Regions from separate parts of the Homo sapiens genome. Here region 1 is linked to region 2. The links are chromatin contacts, found by Hi-C or POLR2A ChIA-PET in ENCODE. All regions are on one chromosome and are shown on one strand. The core of a region is the stretch at or near the end of the contact, and the rest is flanking DNA. Distances in the headings are between cores, read along the strand shown.

The links. A loop is a pair of places that touch in the nucleus more often than their neighbours do. ChIA-PET counts read pairs that join two places held with the same protein, here RNA polymerase II (POLR2A).
Region 1: a map of mammary epithelial cell shows a loop between it and region 2 (4-fold over the local background). The contact joins two enhancer-like sites. A Hi-C loop is called at or near these places in 1 of 168 maps with a recorded cell type or tissue (mammary epithelial cell). POLR2A ChIA-PET finds 5 or more read pairs at or near these places in 3 of 52 experiments (MCF 10A, PC-9 and naive thymus-derived CD4-positive, alpha-beta T cell).

The regions. Positions count from the first base shown.
Region 1 is chr6:31,122,902-31,126,605 of GRCh38, reverse strand. It overlaps PSORS1C1 (psoriasis susceptibility 1 candidate 1), which reads right to left. Exons shown (of 6, transcript NM_014068.3): 2 at 767-930. Among named protein-coding and RNA genes, the nearest start is that of CDSN, 4.3 kb to the right of the region's middle. RefSeq lists enhancers at 1-13, 14-614, 615-1,215. Within about 2 kb of position 1,250, at least 11 of the 41 ENCODE cell types and tissues checked have a DNase peak (open chromatin) inside an H3K27ac peak, as active enhancers do.
Region 2 is chr6:30,729,161-30,733,211 of GRCh38, reverse strand. FLOT1 (flotillin 1) reads left to right here. Exons shown (of 13, transcript NM_005803.4): 9 at 2,112-2,293; 10 at 2,485-2,530; 11 at 2,647-2,784; 12 at 3,026-3,190. Among named protein-coding and RNA genes, the nearest start is that of TUBB, 11 kb to the right of the region's middle. RefSeq lists an enhancer at 2,246-2,870. Within about 2 kb of position 2,216, at least 16 of the 41 ENCODE cell types and tissues checked have a DNase peak (open chromatin) inside an H3K27ac peak, as active enhancers do.

The DNA of each region.
Region 1 (3,704 bases), core at 1-2,500, 390 kb before region 2:
GGAAGAGTGGAAAGTGGGGGCTGACCCAGCCAAGCTCCAGGAGGCCATTCCATAGAGGAGAGAGCCATTGGACCAGGAGCCAAGCAGGGAAGAAGGAAGGAAAGGTAGAGCCGAGCACCGCCCACACCAGGAATAATCTCAGGAAGAGGATGGTGTGGACAGGCCCCAGGACAGGGCTTCTCAGCTAGGGGCAACTCGTTATGCTGCAGTGGGGGCACCTAACAGAACCCCCTAGGGTTTTTTTAAAGTATACAGCACGGTCCTGCCCACCACTGGCATCAGATGAATGCCATGTCCAGGGGAAACCCCAGTACGTCCTCATCACAGCCATGTGAACACTGCTGTTTGTTCATAAAAATGTGTTGCATCCCTAGGGGGAAATAAAAGGAGCTAATCCAATAGAGAGAAGAGTGGCTCAGGGGAGACAGTCACCCGTGAGGAATGAGGGCAGGACACACAGGCCCAGGCCGAGATTGCACAGGGTGTTGCATGAGTGGCTGTGTCAGAGCCAAGTGCACATGCCCACTGCCACCTCCGCCAAGGCCATCAGTGAATCCCTCCAGCACCTACAGGGGCTTTGCACATAAGAGCTGTGCTTGCAGGGGGTGGGGGGTGGGCACAGGGCAGGAAACCAGAGAGGAGGGCACCATGTCCCTGAGTAAGGTAGAAAGGGGAAGCACAGCCTGGACACATTCTTCCATTCTTTTATTTCAAAATATCACCAAGTGCCTGCCACAGCTATGTGCTGGGAACTCAGTGAACGCACCTGTGCTTTGCCCACTGGCATGGAGCCCACGGTCCGGGGGTGATGGTTTCTGTTGCATTTCAAAGCCACTGGGGCGCTGCATAGATGGCTGGCTGCAGAGTCTATTTGAGACGAAGGCAAGAAGTCAGGGCTCACGGACTGTAGATTCCACCCTTGATCGTCTACTACAGGAAAGAAGCCACAGAAGTGAGGGGGTATTCCCAACAGGAAGGCAGAGAAGGAGAGATTAAAACTGAGTCAAGAAGTGTAGCCAGTCCCATAGGAGCACCTGGGCTGAGGAGGGTCAGTCTTCGCAGAGATGTTCGGAACACCTGATTGGGGATGTGCCCTCTCCTTCTATGTTCTTGGTCACCAGAGGAACCAGGTGAAGAGTGTGGATGACTCAGTCCACCCCTCCCCGCACAGGAAAAACAACTCAGAGGACATCCCCTACTGGGAGTGGGCCAGGAGCGCTGGCTTCCACGCCAAGGAGAGGAGGGTGTTGTTGTGGCTGCAGAGGTGAGTCCACAGGGAAGCGTGGGTGTCATGGAGAAAGAGAGAGGAGAGGAAACGGCCTCTCGCTGGAGCCAAGCAGAGAGGAACAAAGGAGGGGAGGAGCCCACAGGCCCTGGAGCCCCAGAGCAGCTCTGGGTGGCCCCTTTCCTTCTCTCCTCAGCACAAAATAAGCTGCTTTTCCAGGCTTTTTCTCTTCCTCGTGCTCACTCCATTTTCCTTCTTCCAAGCCTAAGCCCTGGTCTACCAAGGACCCCTATGTGAAACACTTGTGCTAGAACTTCTGTCCTGACTCTCAGGCCCCCAGAGGAGGAAAGCTGTGGAGGAGGGACCTCATGAGCCAGTAACCTTCACTTAAGAATTCTTCACTTTTTTTTTTTGAGACGGAGTCTCACTCTGTCACCCAGGCTGGAGTGCAGTGGCATGAAATCGGCTCACTGCAGCCTCCGCCTCGCCGGTTCAAATGATTCTCCTGCCTCAGCCTCCTGAGTAGCTGGGATTACAGGTGCCTGCCCCCGCACCCGGCTAATTTTTGTATTTTTAGTAGAGATGGTTTTGCCATGTTGGCCAGGCTGGTTTCAAATTCCTGAGCTCAAGTGATCCACCTGCCTTGGCCTCCCAGAGTGCTGGGATTACAGGCGTGAGCCACCATACCTGGCCAGCTTTGACAGCAGAAATCTTCTCTCTAGAAATATTCATATACATAAGGAATTTTGCACACATCCTTACAGGGTTTAGGGAGCCTCTTAAGCCTGTCCATGAACCTCTGCCATTCATTTATAGCATGGTGTCAGCTGCAGAGTAATAGGATCTATGTGGGCCTGGAAGTCCAACAGGCCTGGGTTTGAATCTTTTTCAAACATTTTTGCTTGTTAGCAGCTGGTTTGGACAAATAATTTCAACTTAGTTTTCTCATCTGTGAAACAGGGGGAAAAAGCACTTACCCTGTAGGGCTGTTGTGAAGATTGAACAAGACAACTCATGTTAAATACCCAGGCACCGTGTCCGCCTGCAGCAGGCAGTCAGTACATGGTGGATCTCGTGCCCCAAGCCTCCTCTTTATGGAGTCCCTCAACTTGCCCCAGCTGGCCTCGGATTCCTCCCACCTCCACCTCCTGGGTAGCTGGGACTATAGCACGCCATGCTTCAGCCCCCTTTGTGATCATTCAAAGCCGTTTGGTTCCCTGCACCCTCTCACATTTACTGCAATTCCTATAGAATCCAAATTCTTTTAACCTGGTGTTGTAGGTCATCTACAATCCTGATCCAAGCAGCCTGTCCCTTCTCCCACACCACTGTCCTCCACATGCATGTCCCACACCAACCCACGCCATCCGCTGGTTCTAAATACACCTGAAGCACCACAAGGCCCCACGTCTGGCTGCCTGCTCTGTGCTTCTCTCATCATTCCTCAAGGCCCGGGGAAAGTCCTGCCACCTCCCTGAAGCCAAGTGCCTACCCGCTTCTCCACTCTAGGCTGCTGTCTTACGCTGTGTGTCCCCAGCTGGATGGCAGCTCCTCAGGGCAAGGAACAATTTCTCTTCTTTCTCAGTGCAACTTCCAAAACACAGCAGAGGAGCGTGCACTGGGGGCCAAGGCTGGCACAGCAAACACAGCAGCACAGGGCTGCTGGAGGGGTGGAGGGGACCAGAGGGGACAGTGACCTGCCTGCTTCATGATACATGGCTGGGAGCCCCACCTTTTGCCTATGGAAGGCATGTGCTTTGAGCTTGATTTTCTCGGGTGTAGAGTGTCTACGCCACCCACACTTTCTCACCCGGTCCAATGCACGGGCACGGGCAGGGGCAGGGCCAGAATCTGTTGCTGTAGAACACAGCAGAGCTGCCTGCACTACTGTGGACGTCACCAAACTGGCAGCTTCACTGAAGGTGACCCTGGCCTGTGTGGGCACTCAGCTGATGCCCTTTTCTTCCCTCCTAAGCCCCATTAGCTTTAGGTCTCCACCACCTGCACTGAGAGAAAGATTAATGGTGAGCACCAGAGTAAAATCTAGCACAGAAGGCAGGGTTTCAGTAAAAAACCAAAAGCACGGCGGATTAGAGCTCAAGGGCCCACAGGTGGGCAGGACAGTAGAGGAACTGGGCAGCCCAGGGTGGCAGGATGGGGTGGACAGGAGTGGACAGGAGAGAGTAGCCAGGAGGAGGGACGTGGCTGCACCGCCAGTCCACGTGGGCGGCTGGAGACCTGGCAGGAGGCCAGGAGAGACTGTGCCTCCTCCAGCCTGGCTGTCTTGGCCAAGTTCTGACGGCAGCCAGGAGGAATGTGACAAAGAAAACAAGACAAACTTTGCTACCTCTGGCTGGTCAGGGGAAGTTTGTGTTGGAAAAGAAGAAGCCACAGATTCCACTGTTCCGCTGCCTTCTCCCCTCACACCCTGGGACGGCCCAGCACCTTCTAGTCCACTCCTCCCTGCCCTCTGCCACTC
Region 2 (4,051 bases), core at 967-3,466:
ACACAAAAATTAGCTGAGCGTGGTGGCAGGCACCTATAATCCCAGATACATGGGAGGCTGAGGCAGGAGAATTGCTTGAACCTGGGAGATGGAGATTGCAGTGAGCCAAGACTGCGTCACTGCACTCCAGCCTGGGTGCCAAGAGCGAAATTCCATCTCAAAAAAAGGTAGAATAAAAATCTCAGAGAAAGCAAGACCTCAGAAAAAATATTGTCTTTATATTCTTTCTGAGGAAGCTTCTGGAGGTTGAGTTTCACCAAAAGGTGGGCATAGACAGGAAGGAAAAAGAAACAGACAAATGGTTGCCTAAGGGACACAGGAGAGAGGTGATCCTGCACACCGGTGTAGAGGGCAACGAGGCCAGTTTGGAACGGGTTTGAAAATTTAGGGTGAAAGACAGTACAGAGTGCCGTCTCCAGAGCTATGCTTCTCTCTGGAGTGAACAGATGGGCCCGGGGGAAGGTAGGAGGCAGGGGAAGCATCACATGTATTGATGAGACCTACAATGATGATGGTGCATGGCTGAGCCTGAGCAATGGGACAACGAAGGCATGTGTTCTGGCTGGGTGTGATGGCACATGCCTGTAACCCCAACACTTTGGGAAGCCGAGGCAGGTGGATCACGTGAGCCCAGGAGTTTGAGATCAGCCTGGGCAACATAGAAAACCCTGTCTCTACAAAAAGTACAAAAAATAGCCGGGTGTGCTGGTTCACACCTGTAGTCCCAGCTACTCTAGAGGGGGAGGCGGGAGGATCATCTGAGCCCAGGCAGGTCAAGGCTGCAGTGAGCCATGATTACGCCATTGAACCTGGGTGACAGAGTAAGATGATGTCTCAAAAAGAAAAAAAAAATGTGTTCCTTGCCTGGCACCTCTCCTCACTAGCATCTTGATAAGAGCCTTCTGATTCCCTCACACTGCAAGGAATAAGAAGATGAAATCTAGGCTGGGTGCGATGGCTCATGCCTGTAATCCCAGCACTTTGGGAAACTGAGGCGGATGGATCACTTGAGATCAGGAGTTTGAGACCAGCCTGGCCAACATGGTGAAACCCCGTCTCTACTAAAAAAAATACAAAAATTAGCCAGACATGGTAGCACATGCCTGTAGTCCCAGCTACTTGAGAGGCTGAGGCAAGAGATTAGCTTGAACCTGGGAGGTGAAGGTTGCACTGAGCTGATCGTGCCACTGCACTCCAGCCTGGGCAATAGAGCGAAACTGCCTCAAAAAAAAAGAAAGAAATCTGCCTAAATAAGAGGAATTCTATGAATACACACATTCTTGTAGATGTTCAGAGTATCCCTGGAAGGATACACAAGAAGCTGGTCTTGGTGGTTTCTCTGGGAAAGGGACCCAGGTGGTTTGGAGAATGAGGAAGAAGCCTCGTGGTTCACTTTTTTTTCTGTTAAATCTGCACCATGTGCAAAAGACAAAAAAGATCACCTGTCCCCACCCCCACAAAAAATAAGTCAGCTATTGCAGTAGCCTAGGCTAGCACTAAGGTTATCGCAGCAACAGTGGGGGGATTTGAGCAAGACTGGAGATAGCAGAAAGCCAACATGTGCTCAGTGCCCTCAAGGTATTTATACTCTAGAAGGGGGCACACGTGGGAAAAATAGATTAAACGGGGGCTCATCAGAGAAACACTGGACTCCACTGGACTGGCCAAGCAGACAGGAGGGAACCCACCTTCATGCACCTGCTCCTTTTTTTTTTTTTTTTTTTTTGGAGATGGAGTCTTACTCTGTTGCCCAGGGTGGAGTGCAGTGGCGTGATCCCAGCTCACTGCAACCTTCGCCTCCCAGGTTCAAGCAATTCTCCTGCCTCAGCCTCCCGGGTGGCTGGGACTACAGGCATTCGCCACCACACCTGGCTAATTTTTTGTATTTTAGTAGAGACAGGGTTTCACCATGTTGGCCAGGCTGGTCTCGAGCTCCTGAACTCAGGCAATCCACCCTCCTTGGCCTCCCAAAGCGCTAGGATTACAGGCGTGAGCCACCGCGCCCGGCCACCGGCTCCTATTTTTATATCCCACTCTGGAGCTCTGGTTCCCGGGCACTTGCTCTTCACCTCTGACTCAGAGCGTGAACCTGACTTCACCCTCCTACCCAGGTGGCCAAGACTAAGCAGCAGATTGAGGAGCAGCGGGTGCAGGTGCAGGTGGTGGAGCGGGCCCAGCAGGTGGCAGTGCAGGAGCAGGAGATCGCCCGGCGGGAGAAGGAGCTGGAGGCCCGGGTGCGGAAGCCAGCGGAAGCGGAGCGCTACAAGCTGGAGCGCCTAGCCGAGGCAGAGAAGTAAATGTCCCCTCCCTGACCCTGCCTAGCTCACTTGCCACCTAGGCACCCCAAGATGGAGTGCTGAAGCCTTCACCACCTGGACTCCTATGGATTTCAGGTTTCAGGAGCGTCTGCCTCTGCAGCACTGGGCCTTTCTCCTGGGAGTAAGGGCTGCTGGGCTCCACCCTCCACTTCCCTTCTGTCCACAGGTCCCAACTAATTATGCAGGCGGAGGCAGAAGCCGCGTCTGTGCGGGTGAGTTAAGAGGCAGTTCCATGCTGGCTTGTGGAGAGGGTGGGGGTTGCTGCTTGATCGGGGATTTCTTGTTCTTAATGATTTCCGTCAATCTCACAAGCATCCTTAACCCTCAGATGCGTGGGGAAGCTGAGGCCTTTGCCATAGGGGCCCGAGCCCGAGCCGAGGCTGAGCAGATGGCCAAGAAGGCAGAAGCCTTCCAGCTGTACCAAGAGGCTGCTCAGCTGGACATGCTGCTAGAGAAGCTGCCCCAGGTCTGGAGGTCATGTGGGCACCAAGAAAGGAGGAAATAGAACCAGGGACTAAGGGGTGGGGTGTAGTGAGGGGCTTAGGGAGAAACAGCCTAGGGGGACTCTAAATTAGGGGTGGGAATTATTAGTGACCAAAGTGAGGAAGGATGATCAGTGGAACGAGGACCTTAAAACCCAGAGTAAGTTGTTTTATGAGGAATGTGGTCAGATCATGGGCACTGAGTGGGTGTCTCTCTCCTGCCAGGTGGCAGAGGAGATCAGTGGTCCCTTGACTTCAGCCAATAAGATCACACTGGTGTCCAGCGGCAGTGGGACCATGGGGGCAGCCAAAGTGACTGGGGAAGTACTGGACATTCTAACTCGCCTGCCAGAGAGTGTGGAAAGACTCACAGGCGTGAGCATCTCCCAGGTGAGGTCTCAGGTTGGAGCTGAGGAGAATTGCTAGGTTCCTGTGTTGTGTGACACAGTATGCCTAGCATTTAACCAGCATCCAGGCCTGGGAGTCATTGATGTTTATTAATCACTTTCTGTGTGCCAGACACAGTGCTAAGCTTCTACATAAATGAGTTGTTTTAAATCAAACTACCATTAGGGTATATAGGATTTTACAAAGTCCAGAAACTCAACATCCAGCATGTTCCTACTCATTCTGCTAGTGCAGCTGGAGTGAAATCCAGGTCGACTGTCTCTGCAACCTGTGCTTGTGGTCACCCCACTAGTATAGGGAACTAGTTGCAGCCTATTGACAGTTAATTAATTCTAGGGCATATCACTGCTTTTCTCAGCGCCCCAGTTAATTCACCTGTAGATCATGGTAGAAGTCAGCAAACAGGCTCTGGAACCACTGTTTTGTTGCGAATCCTAGCTACAATGCCTGCTAGCTGTAATCTTGGACAAGTAATCAACCTCTCTATACCTGTTTCCTCATCTTAAAATTGGGTTAATAATTAGAAACTACCCTGTTGAATTGTTGAGGGGCTCGAGCAAATATTTGCAGTGTTTAGAATAGTGCCTGGTATATAGTAAGCATTATGTGTATGTTAAAGAAATGGGGCCAGGTGCAGTGGCTTACGCCTGTAATCCCAGCACTTTGGGAGGCTGAGGCAGGCAGATCACCTGAGGTTAGGAGTTGGAGACCAGCCTGGCCAACATGGTGAAACACCATCTTTACTAAAAATACAAAAAAAAATTAGCCAGGCTTGGTGGTGCATGCCTGTAATCTCAGCTACTCGGGAAGCTGAGGCAGGAGAATTGCTGGAACCCAGGAGCC